2 separate regions of the Homo sapiens genome follow, and region 2 is linked to region 1. A link is an interaction called in ENCODE POLR2A ChIA-PET data of the cell type or tissue named here. Cell type or tissue: OCI-LY7. All regions are shown on one strand. Links, peaks and the distances in the headings refer to the core of each region. The heading gives the core; the rest is flanking DNA.

What was found. ChIA-PET counts read pairs that join two places held together with the same protein. Peaks named below come from ENCODE experiments on the same cell type or tissue, not always from the same donor. Only the 100,000 strongest peaks of a DNase experiment are listed, where the experiment ranks them.
Region 2: POLR2A ChIA-PET joins it to region 1 with 15 read pairs; 3 of 35 experiments call an interaction of 5 or more read pairs at or near these places.

The regions. Positions count from the first base shown.
Region 1 is chr2:167,905,111-167,912,521 of GRCh38, forward strand. All of the region lies in intron 1 of B3GALT1-AS1 (B3GALT1 antisense RNA 1), which reads right to left. Among named protein-coding and RNA genes, the nearest start is that of B3GALT1-AS1, 32 kb to the right of the region's middle. In OCI-LY7, for the core only: no CTCF peak of the experiment used is centred there; a DNase peak (open chromatin) is centred at 3,891.
Region 2 is chr2:167,841,310-167,848,720 of GRCh38, forward strand. All of the region lies in intron 4 of B3GALT1 (beta-1,3-galactosyltransferase 1), which reads left to right. All of the region lies in intron 4 of B3GALT1-AS1 (B3GALT1 antisense RNA 1), which reads right to left. Among named protein-coding and RNA genes, the nearest start is that of B3GALT1-AS1, 96 kb to the right of the region's middle. RefSeq lists an enhancer at 2,838-3,805. In OCI-LY7, for the core only: a CTCF peak has its summit at 3,973 (motif pointing left); no DNase peak of the experiment used is centred there.

The sequences.
Region 1 (7,411 bases), core at 1,674-6,673:
TGTAGATGAATTGTGCCGGCCTTTGGGAATCTTTTATCTGAAATCTTGGGGTGAATTATATTAAGGATAGAAAAACATGGTAAAAAGTATATTGGTGAGGAAATCATTCCTTAAAACCCCAAATCACTCACACCAGGGTTCTCATTAAAATCCTACAAAGAAGGGGCTATTATTATCTTTCCTACTTTACGGAAAGCCAAGGCACACAGACGCTAAGTAAGTTGTCTAAGGTCTAGGTAGAGGTGAAGCTAGGATTAGACCCCAGGTGGTCTTGGTGTCAGAACCAAAGCCTGAAGGCACTGTGCTAACCAAACCTGAGCTTGGTATAGGGGCTGATATCAAACCTAACTTCAGGGAGGCTGTGGACTGAGCAGACATCTGTCCACACCCTGCAAATCTCTCTTGACTGAGTACCAAGCTTGAGCACCTTGAAGCTGCTTGCCTGAGCAGTGATAGGCTGTTGGGAAAGGAGATGGGGGGCGGGATGAAGTGCCGGGGAGGAAGGACAACATCGACCCCCAGCTTTGAAGAACGGGATGCATTTCACACACAGCTCCAGAAAATCAGATCTATCTTCCTTCCAAGATCCGTTTTCCCCTCACTAAGCACACTTAAAGAGGAGAAAATAAATTCTGCCCATCGAAAAAGGGCACGCTGTAATGAAAAACAACCTTAAAGACACTTCAGCACATGAAGTCTTCGAGCTACATCACTGACAATGGTTTACAAGTTTATTTTCAATTTGAGGTTATGCTGAGCAGACATTTTGCTCCGCGCGGCAGTAATTCAGGCGCCGCGCTGCAGCGTCATCTGCTGAGCCCCCATCTGTACAGGAGTGTCTTGTCACAAACGATCAGGTGCAGATTGATCCAGACACATCATCCGCAAAATGGCCAGACAAGAAAGCTTTCAAAATTATTTTCCTCACCGTTTTTGCTAAGTACACAATTCTAAGAAAGTAGATTTCTTGGCAAATACTTTTTTCTCCCTGCAGAAGAGACCACTTTGAGCAGAGCAAAGAAAGTATGAGCTTCTAGTTCATGTTTAACTTCCAGACCTGGCATTTGCTAATTGACAAGTTATGTAAACCCTCTGAACTTGACTTTCTCATTTAGAACATGGGAAGAATACCTCATTTATAAAATGAGGCTGTGGGCAAAATTAAAGGAGATAATAGCCATTATCTTCTTATGTTTCAAAAAAAGAGAGGATATTTTGGTTCACTATTATGTCTCCAGCACTTACATAGCAAAGGCACATAGTACTTGCTTAATAAATAGGGCTGAATGAATAAATGTGTGAATAACACTACCTATGGAAACATATTTAGGGACGTATTTCTTCCTAATTATTTATCTATTTCCTATCACTTCCTAATTATTTCTTCCAAAGGAAAAAAACTAGTTATCCTTCTCGGCTCCTGTTCGTTTCTAAGATGACAGTTTTCCATGATTATTGCAGGTCTGTTTTCCTAGGAATTTCTTCAAATGTTTTGGTTTGGGTGTTTTGTTTCCCACATCCTGTGCCTTTTGCTTTATTAGTTTATTTCCTTGTCTTATAATAAATCATCTTCCTTGAGTTCCCTAAAAAGAACACATTGAAGCTAAATTCTTTCAGTAGTTTCATGTCTAAACATGTCTTTATTCTAGCCTGCTATTGATACACAATTGGATCATAATTACTTGTAATTACATAAGAGAATTCTAGGCTGAAAACTTTTCCCTTTGGAATTTTAAAAGCAATTTTCCATGACTTTCTATAAGCTAGTATTTCTTATTATAGAAAATTTGGAAATTGTGGAAAATCATAAGAAAGAAGATTAAAAGCATCAGTAAGTTTACCACCCGGAGACAATCCTATTAACATTGTAGTATATACTCCTCCAGGACACACAACACACACACATCATATTGTATATGTAATTTTACATCGTGATTTGCTTAATTTCTTATCATGCTATTTTCATGTCATTACATATAACTGAGTTACTTTCAAGGTCCTTCTCAACCCTAAGGATCGAAGATTCCATGAGTTGTTAAAGAGAGATTGTGACATATGGATGGTTTCGGTAAAAGCAGCAGATAGTTTAGGAGTTGGTTTCATTGACACAAACATGAAATAGAATTGTGGCAAAGGAAGGTAAGGTTAACTACCTGCCAAGTGCTTTTCATTTAGGGATATGGAAGGTTCTCAGAGAATCAAAGACATATTACAGATGAGGCTCAATAAATCACCTGAGTATAAACTATAGTCAGGAAAACACATTAGATTTTGAGAAAAGGACACACCTGGAACCCCTGGAAAAAAGTCATTGTGTTCAACCTTTAAAAAGAAAGAGGGCCACTTATAAGCAAAGTATTCAAGGTCCTGAATGGGAAATAGGTAATCAGTGCCAGTTTCAAACATTTCCAATTAAAGATGACAAGTGATAAGAGAAATGGCTACCCAGCTAAACACAGAGCCTTTGGTGCTGTATAAGCACATAGCCTAAGTGAGCTTCAGAAAGAAATGAAGAAGAGGAAGGTAAAGGAAAATAGAGCAATTAGCTAGGAATGGAAAGTGGTATGCAGCGATGATGGCTCCAGCTGAGGACAAAAATAAGAAGCACTTAGACAAACCTATCTTGGTGGTGCTGACTTCCTGTTATGGTCCTGGTACCAATTCACCCTCCTCAACCTTCTATTGCAATAACAATGAAAGGCTATAATGAGTTACAAAGTTGTGTCAGCACTGAAAATTAGAAATACTTATCAACATTTTGACACTCTGGAAGGAATTTCTACTAGACAAATCCCAGGTGAGGTCAAGTAGTGGAAATGACAGTGGAAAACAAATACTTTACCAGGTGAGATAGAAGAGTAGCTGCAAATTGAAGAAAGAGAGAAAGAGAGGAAAGGATGGGGAAGGAGGGAAGGAGGGAAGGAGGGGAGGATAAGGGAAGGAGAGAGACTGCTTCCTTATCTTTATCCAAATTTAGTTCCAAAAATGAATCAACAGATTTCTAGAGAGACTAGCTGGAGTTTAATTATTTTGTTCCCGGTCATCTCTTCAGCCCACAGCCATGGTATCCTACTACTGCTATAACAAATTACCAAAATGTAGCAACTTAGAATAGTACAGATGTATTATATTATCTTCCAGTTTTGTAGGTCAGAAGTCCTGACTTCTGGGTACTGGATCTTACTGGGCTAAAATTAAGGTGTTGGCAGGTCTGCATCCCTTCTGGGGACCAGTGCAGGATCAATCTCCTTGCCTTTTCCAGCTTCTAAAGGCCACCTGCATTCCACGGATCACAGTCCCCTTCCTTCGTGTTCAAAGACAGCAACAGGCCAGGCATGGTGGCTCACACCTGTAATCCCAGCACTTTGGGAGGCCAAAGTGGATGATCACTTGAGGTCAGGAGTTTGAGACCAGCGTGGCGAACACAGGGAAGCCCCATCTCCACTTAAAAAAAATACAAAATCAGCCGGGCGTAGTGGCACACATCTGTAGTCCCAGCTACTAAGGAGATTGAGGCACAAGAATCACTTGTACCCAGGATATGGAGGTTGCAGTGAGCCGAGATCGCACCACAGCACTCCAGCCTGAGTAACAGAGTGAGACGCCATCTCAAAAAAAAAAAAAAAGCAACAGTAGGTTGACTTCTGTTAAAGCAAACTAAATATGGCCTGAGAAGGACTCCCTACCTCTATATTTGAGTCCTTGCAGATGAATCATAACCTAGTTTAATAGGCAGACAACACTGAAAACCTAATTTAGGAGTATGCACCTGTAACAATGGCTGAGTCTTGGCCAATCCCAGCGGTCATACTTCAACCATTCATAGATTGCTGAGTATTCAAAATGTGTTCAAATAAGGCAAACACCAACCTGTAACCAATCCGGGGGTTTCTGCACCTGACTGCCGTTTTCTGTACATTACTTCCCTTTTTTTGTCTGTAAATTTGTTCTGACCACGAGGCATCCCCGGAGTCTCTCTGAATCTGCTGTAATTCTGGGGGCTGCTGGATGCACGAATCATTCATTGCTCAGTCTCCCTTAAATTTAATTCAGCTGCAGACTCAATTAGTCTCCTTTAAATTTAATTCAGCTGCAGTTTTTCTTTAAACACTTCTCACATTGCATCACTCTGGCCTCCTCTTCCACCTTCCTCTTCCACTTTAAAGAGCCCTCATGATTATTGTGGGCCCATCAGATAATCCAGAATAACCTCCTTGTCTTAAAGTTAACTGATTAGCAATCTTTACCTGCTACCTTCATTTCCCTTTGCCATGTAAAATAACATACAGTATTCACAAGTCCAGGATATTAGGGTCAGGATATCTTTGAAGAGGGGGCCGTCATTATTCTGCCTACTGCAGACATTAAACAGGTTTTATCAGTAAAAAGAAACATCTTGAATTCTGGGTATGGAAGCTCCAAAAAGCATCTCCTCACTATCAGATACACAGCCTCTCTCACTGGGAAGTGGGAGATTGATTACTGGGAACATAAACAACAGAACCATCTACTCATGGATTTGATTTGTTGCTTTGTTTTAAATGAATTACTAATCTATTCTTATAGTTGGAAAATAGAATACAACTACTATTGGCATATTCTTGTGCATACTGTACAGTTTATGCATATTTGGGTACACGATTACAAATATATCTATATTTTATAAATAGATTTTATATGCTTACAGAAATGTTACGTTCACAGCAAAATTGAACTTAAGGTATAGAGATTTCCCATAAACCTCCTGCCCCACCCATGCATAGCTTCCCCCATTATCGCATCTTTCATGAGAGTGGTACATTTGTTACAATTGATGAACCTACATTGACACATTATATTCACCCAAAGTCTATGGTTTACATTAGGATTCACTCATGGTGTCCTGCATTCTATGGATATTGATGAAAATATATGGACATGCATGCAATGCAAAAATACAGTGTCATACAGAGTAGTTTTACTACCCTAAAAATACTCTGTTCTCTGCCAGTTTTTCCCTCCCTACTCCCCAGTACCTGCCAACTAGTGATTTTTTACTCTCACCATAGTTTTGCCTTTTTTGGGAATGTCATGTAGTTGGAATAATATCATATGTGGGCTTTCAGATGGGCTTCTTTCACATAGCAATATGCATTTCAGTTTCCTCCATGTCTTTTCATGGCTTGATAGCTGACTTTTTTTAGTGCTGAATAATATTCAATTGCTTGGATGCATCACAGTAGATTTATTCACCTACTGATGGACATCTTGGTTTCTTCCAAGTTCTGGCAATTGTGAATGAAACTGCTGTAATTGTCCATGCGCATGTTTTTGTGTGGACGTAAATTTTCCACTCTTTTGGGTAAATACTAAGGAGTACAATGGCCGAATCTTATGGTAAGAGTATATTTAGTTTTGTAAGAAACCACCAAACTGTCTTCCAAAGTGGCTCTACAATTTTTCCTTCCCACTAGCAGTGAACAAGAGTTCCTGTTGCTCCACATCCTTGACAGCATTTGGTGTTGACAGTGTTCTGGATTTTAGCCATTCTAATAGGTGCATAGCGGTATCTCGTTGTTTTAACTTCATTTCCCCGATGACAGATGATATGGAGCATCTTTTCATCTGCTTTACTGCCATCTGTAAATCTTCTTTGGTGAAATAATTCTTAAGGTCTTTGGCCCATTTTTAAATCTTGTTGGTGTTCTTATTGTTGAGTTTGGTTTTCTGTGTATTCTTTGTTGTTGTTGTTTTTGTTTGTTTGTTTGTTTGTTTGTTTCTGGGGTCTTGCTCTCTGTTGCCCAGGCTGGAGTGCAGTGGTGCCATCTCAGCTCACTGCAACCTCAGCTTCCTGGGCTCAAGCGGCTGTCCTACCTCTGCCTCCCAAGTAGCTGGGACTACTACTTGCACCACCACACCAGGCTAACTTTTGTATTTTTAGTACAGACAGGGTTTCCGCATGTTGGCCAGGCTGGCCTTGAACTCCTGGGCTCATGCAATCAGCCCACCTGACCTCCCAAAGTACTGGAATTACAGGCATGAGCCACTGTGCCTGCCTTTATCGTTGTTTTAAGAGTTCTTTGTATATTTTGGATAATAGTCCTATATTTGATATGTCTTTTCCAAGTATTTTCTGTCATTCTATGGCTCATGTTTTCATTCTCATGACAGTGTCTTTTCCAAAGCATAAATACTTAATTTTAAGTAAGACCAGCTTATTAATTCTTTTTTTCACGGATTGTGCCTTTAATGTTGCAACTAGAGAGTCATCACCAAATCCGGGGTCCTTTAGATTTTCCCATGTTATCTTCTAAGAGTTTTACGGTTTGGGTCTAGATTCTTTTTTTTTTTTTTTGCATGTAGATGTCAATTGTTCCAGCACCAGCTGAAAATTTTATAGCCCATTTTTGACTCCTAAATTTGCATACTCTGTACCATAATTTTTACTGTGGTAAAAAAAAATGCATCAAATTTAAGTTAAGTATTTCTAAGTGTACAGTTCAGTAGTGTTAAGTATATTCACATTGTTGTATAACCAGTCTCCAGAATGTTTTCATCTTATAAAACTGAAACTCTATCCATTAAACAACAACTTCCTATTCCCCCTCCCCTCAGACCTAGGACACCATCATTCTACTTTATATTTTTATGAATTTGACTATTCTAGTGCCTTATATAAGTGGAATCATACAGTATTTGTCTTTTTGTGACTGGCATCTTTCATTTGGCATAATGTCCTCAAGGTTCATCCATGGTGTAGCATGTCAGGATTTCCTTCCTTTTTAAGGCTGACTAATATTCTACTGCATGTTTATACCACATTTAATTCATTCACTCATCCAGCAATGGACACTGGGGTTGCTTCCATCTCTTGACTATTGTGCATAGTGCTGCTGTTAATATGGACATATAACATACTGATGCTTTCATCTCATCAAGGTTATAATGTGGAGATTTTTCAATATGATGGGCAGAGAGCTTTTTGGTTTTCTTTTTTAAAAATATCGTCATCGTATTTTTTTTGTAGTTGATGGGCCACTATATAGTTGACTAATCCCATGCTAAATATATCTATGCTCTTTTTACTTAGCAGTTTTTGAAGGGAGAAAATTTGTATCCCCCCTAAATCTATTCATTTCCAAGTTTTCTAAGGAGAAATAAACAGTAAGAGATTCTCAGATATTTTAACTGAACTCTGATAAAATTAGATGCATATTCGTGTTGATCTAGAAAGAAATAAAAATACTGAATTCAAGGTTGTAGAAGTCTTGATAGCATTGAAAGTGTTTAAACAAAAGATTACATAAATATAGTTGTCATAACAAGGCTACATAACTAAACATATTTCAAAAATAGAAGTTGAAGGAGAAAATCTAATATCAGTTAATAATGATTTGAAAATGATCTGAATGAAAGAGTTCAGATTTTATAA
Region 2 (7,411 bases), core at 1,151-6,150, 64 kb before region 1:
ACAACATGCTTAGCCTTACAACAGGAAGGTGGACTTTCTGGTTCCTCAGATCTGACATTTAATCATTGTGACCACCTCAGGGTCTAAATGGAGACCGAAAATTTGGGTTGGTGCCTTTCTGTGCCTTTGGGCCAATAAAGACAATGGGATTAAACCTCCTATTTCACAAATTCTCCAGAGATACTGAGATTATGTGTATACTCTTTCACATTCTCCAGTTAGCAAACCTGGCTGCAATGATGTGACCACACTTGCCTGAGCAGCATCTGTGAAATATACAAATGAAATGTATCAACCACCTAATGAGGACAGAAGGCCCCTTCCAGCCTCCCCCTTCTCCTAAGAGAGTAAGGAGCACGTTCCAGGCTGTTTTGTTTTTTCTTTTAGCCAGAAGCCACTGAGCCATGCTCCTAATTAGGAAAGTAAAATGCCCTAACCAAGATACTAGAAATCAGAATGGTTACAGTGAATATAGCTTTTCAGATTCTATATTTGCCAAATGAATATTTCAGGGAAAGGGGAAAATAAGGTTAACCATAGGAAATAATGATAGAAAGACTATATTTAAGTAACTTTTCATACAATAATGTGCTTCCTTTAAAATAATAAAATTTTTTGCTTGTTTTTACTTCAACACTATTACCTATTAACTTGACTTCATCCAGGTTTTTAAGCACTTTATTAGAATGCGGTTTAGCATAAATATTAATAAAGCTGGAAAAAGACCAAATGAATTAAAATGTATTCCCTGAACTGGGCTATATAAAGACACATATTATTACAAAAGTTACTTTTCACCTATTATGGTAGGGACCTATTTTATCATATCTTCCAGACAATAAAAGCCAATGGTCAAAACAAAGCAAAATAGAAACACATGAGGTCTCTCCAGTTCTTTAGATTTGAGCCTGAGTTTAAAATCCTAGAGAGAAGTAGCAACCACAAACTTTCAGTTACCCATGCTGCTGCCTGGCCAAGTAAAACTCCACTGCATGTGCCTTTTGACTCCAGCAATTCTTTCCCACATCTGTTCAAGCTGAGCAATGCATCTTCACATTTCATACTTACTTCTATGTCATTATTTCATCAGTTTCTGTAGAATGTATACTGAAATAAATCGTAAGTGACTACTGTTTAGACTTCAACTCCTTAGAGGACAGGAGCGCCTGCACTTAGTAAAGACAATAGTAATAACAGCACCTAGATTGCTAATAAGTTGTATTAAATATTTAACTGTATGTATAATTTTCTTTAAATGTTAAAATTAATAATATTAATATTTGGCTGGGTGCAGTGGCTCACACCTGTAATCCCAGCACTTTGAGAGGCTGAGGCAGGAGGATCACTTGAGCTCAGGAATTTGAGACCAGCCTGGGCAACATGACGAAACTCCGTCTCTACAAAAAACTATCAAATTAGCTGGGTGTGGTGGCACACACCTGTAGTCCCAACTGCTTGGAAGGCTGAGGCGGGAGGATTACTTGAGCCCAAGAGGTGGAGGTTGCAGTGAGTAGGATCATGCCACTGTATTCCAGCCTGCACAACAGACCCTGAATCAATAATAATAATAATAATATGTATTAAGCACTATTGTGTTCCAAGGCTGGCATTAAGTGCCTTTCTGACATTTATTTCTTTCATTTTCATGAACCTGAAATAGGCACACTTTTCTCATGTTGAAGCTGAAGAAATGATTGCGGAGCAGTGATACAGCTAGTAAATGGCAGGATTTGAACCCAGGATGCCTGACCACATGGTCTGTAGTTTTAGCAATTCACAATACTGCCTCCTGGAATAAGTCCCTTAACAAATGGTCTTCAAAATTACTGACAAAATTAAAAATCCTGATAAGTAAAAAGTAAAAGTTTGCAGCTGTAAATTTTCGTAAACATTTGACACTTAGAGAAAGCTGATGTATTTTTAGTCTAATTTGACTGCCTTTATATGAAAGATTATTTCAAGATACTTCACAGTTCAGGAAAGTAAGATGAAAGGAAATCAAGATAACATACCTGGAGTAGAGCTCCATTTAGACCAGGGCAATCCAGCCTGTCAGACTCCATCATGCCACACTTGACCAGATGCCCAGAAGGACCTCTGTGGTGAATCCCCAGATAGGAATCCTCAGTGCTTGGCAGTCAGGTCAAATCATTATTCTATTGGCTAATCAGACAGACTGCCAGGATTGCTGATTTCAGCCTCTTAATAACTGCCGCTATGGTGCTGGAGACACTACCTAGGATAGAAGTGATGTGTCTTTGTCATTCCTGGACAAGCTCTGAGATAAATAACCAGGAAGACTTCAAACCAAACATGGTACTGTCTTATGCTGCCACCCTAAAGACCCCAGATCACATACTATTGTCATCCTAACATCAGAAGGGTTGACTTAGTGCCGTTCTGTGTACTTGACCCATAAATTGCAGGTTTCAATTGCCTGTATTGTTCCTCTGAAATATTAGTGGCCTGGGAATAAGTTGTAGTTGCAGAATGATGAGCCAGGTTGGGAAGTTATGACTTTCAGTGGCACTATGAGTATGATCTGAGGACTCCAGACAGCAGATCATTGTTAGTGCCTTTGTTCTCTGACACCAAAACTGAGGCATGTGAAGTTTCTAGGACAAGGCTTTATAGAACCAAGAACAATGTCATCTGTCCCTATATTCATATCACTGGATTCTCTGAGAATGCTCACAGAGTAAATGTGGGAAGAATAGGAAGCCTATTAGACGAAATATCTAATAACAGTGGAGAGATGCTTACATGATTGGAATATGGCAGTCATTGAAAATGAATGGCACAAGAGTACATAGTCAAATGCAAAAGTGTTGATGATGCTTGCTAAGTGGGGGAAAAGCACATGAAAATCTGCAGACTACATGATCCCATATTAATAAATGAAAATATGTAAGAGGAGGCAAGGATCATCATGGTGGACGGGAGGCAGGACTGGATTGCAGCTCCACACAGAGCAGCATGCAGAGACTCGCATTATGAATTTTAGCTCCAGATCGACTGCAAGAACAAACCAGAAATCCCGAGAGGACCCACAGACCCTCTGAAGGAAGCGGACTGCTCCTGCAGGACTCGGGAGACATCCCAAGTACTATGAGTGCCCCAACTGCGGTAGTGGGAAAGGGAGACCCTCCTCTCCCAAACACACACCCCTACTGGAGAAACTAAAGGTCTGTTTGCAGGAGAAGCTTCAGACCTTACCTGGAGCAGAGTCAATTTAGAGAGCCTAGCGAAATACAGGGGTAGAGGAAGCAGCAGAAAGGCCTTGGGAGCTCGCTGGGTCCCCAAACAGGCCCTTCCTGCTGGGCACCACAAGGATCCGTCGAGAGGGCAGCCGGAGGAGCAGGAGGTAAAACTCCACAGAAAGAAAGAAATCTCTAGCTGAACTGTATAACAATTTGAATGGGGCGAGAAGCCTCCTGGCCAGAACTCAGGGGAGGGCGCAAATCCAGTGTGCAGACTCCACAGGCAGGAAAAGAACCAAGCCTTGTTCTTTCCCAGCTGGGAGGCAGGTAGCCTGGGGCAGGTTTTCAAGCCTGGCTTGCCCTCTGCCTGGAAACAGACTGGGGGCTGTTAGGGGGCACAGTGGGAGTGTGACTGGCCCTTTGGTTTGCATGAGAGCTGGGCAAAGCCTGTGACTGCCGGCTTTGCCCCACTTCCCTGACAACCTGCATGACTCAGCAGAGACAGCCATAATCCTCTTAGGTAGACAACTCCAATGACCTGGGAATCTCACCCCCATCCCCCACAGCAGCTGCAGCAACACCTGCCCAAGGAGAGTCTGAGTTCAGACACGCCTCCCACTGCCCCCACCTGATGCTCCTTCCCTACCCACCCTGGTAGCTGAAGACAAAGAGCATATAATCTTGGGAGTTCTAGGGCCCCACCCACCACCAGTTCCTCTCCATACTACCACAGCTGGTGCTCTCTGGAAAGCGCCACCTCCTGGCAGAAGTCCAAGCAGCACAAAAACAAAGCATTAAACCACCAAAGCTAAGAACCGTCACAGAGTCCATTGCACCCCCCAACCACCTCCACCAGAACAGGTGCTGGTATCCACGTCTGGAAGGCCCATAGACGATTCATATCACAGGACTCTGTGCAGACAACACCCAGTACCAGCCTGTAGTCAGGTAGACTTACTTACGGAGTGGCTAGACCCAGAAGAGAGACAATATTCACTGCATTTTGGCTTGCAGGAAGCCACATGCTTAGGAAAAGCGGGGAGTACTACATCAAGGGAACATCCTGTGGGACAAAAGAATCTGAACAACAGCCTTCAGCCCTAGATCTTCCCTCTGACAGAGCCTTCCCAAATGAGAAGGAACCAGAAAAGTAATCCTGGTAATATGACAAAACAAGGCTCTTTAACACCGCGCCCCCACCCCCCCGCAACAACAAAATCACACTTGTTCACCAGCAATGGATCCAAACCAAGAAGAAATCCCTGATTTACCTGAAAAAGCATTCAGGAGGTTAACTAGGGAGGCACCAGAGAAAGGCAAAGCTCAATGCAAGGAAATCAAAAAACAATAAAAGAAGTGAGAGGAGAAATATTCAAGGAAATAGCTTAAACAAAAAAACAAAAAACAAAAATCAGGAAACATTGGATACAATTATAGAATGCAAAATGCTCTGGAAAGTGTCACCAATAGAATTGAACAAGTAGAAGAAAAATTCAGAGCTCAAAAACAAGGTCTTTGAATTAACCCAATCCAACAAAGTCAAAGAAAAAAGAAAAAGAAAATATGAACAAAGTCTCCAAGAAGTCTGGGATTATGTTAAATGACCAAACCTAAGAATAATCCGTGTTCCTGAGGAAGAAGAGAATTCTAAAAGCTTGGAAACCATGTTTGGGAGAAAAATCGAGGAAAACTTCCCTGCCTTGCTAGAGACCTAGACACCCAAATACAAGAAGCAAAGAACTCCTGGAAATTGATCGCAGAAAGATCGTCACCTAGGCACATTGTCATCAGGTTACCTAAAGAGAAGACAAAGGAAAGAATGTTAAGAAATGTGAGACAGAAGCACCAGGTAACCTATAAAGGAAAACCTATCAGAATAACAGCAGATTTCTCAGCAGAAACCCTACAAGCTAGAAGGGATTGGGGCCCTATCTTCAGCCTCCTCAAACAAAACAATTATCAGCCAAGGATTTTGTATCTAGCGAAACTAAGCATCATATATGAAGGAAAGATAGATAGTCTTTTTCAGACAAACAAATGATAGAATTCACCACTACCAAGCCACCACTACCAGAACTGCTAAAAGAAGCTCTGTTTCTTGAAACAAATCCTGTAAACACATCAAAACAGAACCTCTTTAAACCATAAATCACACAGGACCTATAAAACAAAAATATAATTTAAAAAGCAAAAACAAAAAAAAGTACACAGGCAACAAACAGCACAATAAATGCAACGGTGCCTCACATTTCAATACTAACATTGAATGTAAATGGCCTAAATCCTCCACTTAAAAGATACAGAACCACAGAATGGATAAGAACTCACCAACTAACCATCTGCTGTCTTCAGGAGACTCACGTAGCCCATAAGGACTCACATAAAGTAAAGGTGTGGAAAAAGGCGTTTCATGCAAATGGACACCAAAAATGAGCAGGACTAGCTATTCTTATATCAGACAAAACAAACATTAAAGCAACAGCAGTTAAAAGAGACAAAGAGAGACACTATATAAGGGTAAAAGCCTTGTCCAACAGCAAAATATCACAATCCTAAACATATATGCACCTATTACTGGAGCTCCCAGATTTATAAAACAATTACTAGTAGACCTAAGAAATGAGATAGACAGCAACACAATAATCATGGGGGATTTCAATACTCCACTGACAGCACTAGACAGGTCATCAAGACAGAAAGTCAGCAAAGAAACAATGGATTTAAACTATACCTTGGAACAAAAACAACATTTCATCCAACAACCACAGAATACACATTCTATTCAATGGCACATGGAACTTTCTCCAAGATAGGTCATATGATAGGCCATACAACAAGTCTCAATAAACTTAAGAAAGTTGAAATTATATCAAGCACTCTCTCAGACCACAGAGGAATAAAACTGGAAATCAACTCCAAAAGGAACCTTCAAAACTGTGCAAATACATGGAAATTAAATAACCTGCTCCTGAATGAGCACTGAGTCAAAAATGAAATCAAGACAGAAATTTAAAAATTCTTCAGACTGAATGACAATAATGACACAACCTACCAAAGCCTCTGGAATACAGCAAAAACGGTGCTAAGAGGAAAGTTCATAGCCCTAAACGCCTACACATCAAAAAGACTGAAAGAGCACAAACTGACATTCTAAGGTCACACCTCAAGGAACTAGAGAAACAAGAACAAACCAAACCCAAACCCATCAGAAGAAAGGAAATAACCACATTCAGAGCAGAACTAAGTGAAATTGAAACAAACAAACAAAAAATACAAAAAATAAATGAAACAAAAAGCTGGTTCTTTCAAAAGATAAAATTGATAGACTATTAACAAGATTAACCAAGAAAAGAAGAGAGAAAATCCAGATAACCTCACTAAGAAACAAAACAGGACATAATACAACTGACACCACCGAAATACAAAAGATTATTCAAGGCTACTATGAACACCTTTGCATACATGAACTAGAAAACCTAGAAGAGATGGATAAATTCCTGGAAAAATACAACCCTCCTAGCTTAAATCAGGAAGAATTAGATACCCTGAACAGAACAATAACAAGCAGCGAAATTAAAATGGTAATTTAAATATTACCAACAAAAAAAAGGTCCAGGACCAAATAGATTCCGAGCAGAATTCTACCAGACATTCAAAACAGAATTGGTACCAATCCTTTTGACACTATTGCACAAGATATAGACAGAAGGAACCCTCCCTAATTCATTCTGTGAAGCGAGCATCACCCTAATACCAAAACCAGGAACGGACATAACCAAAAAAAGAAAACTACAGACCTATATCCTTCATGAACATAGATTCTAAAATCCTTAACAAAATACTAGCTAACCAAATCCAACAATATATCAAAAAAGATAATCCGCCATGATCAAGTGGGTTTCATACTGGGGATGCAGGAATGGTTTAACATATGCAAGTCAACAAATGTGATACACCACATGAACAGAATTAAAAACAAAATTCACATGATGATCTCAATAGATGCAGAAAAAGCATTTGACAAAATCCAGCATCTCTTTATGATTAAAACTCTCAGCAAAATCAGCATATAAGGGACATACCTCAATGTAATAAAAGCCATCTATGACAAACCCACCGCCAACATAATACTGAATGGGGAAAAGTTGAAAGCATTCCCTCTGAGAACTGGAACAAGACAAAGATGCCCACTCTTACCACTCCTCTTCAAC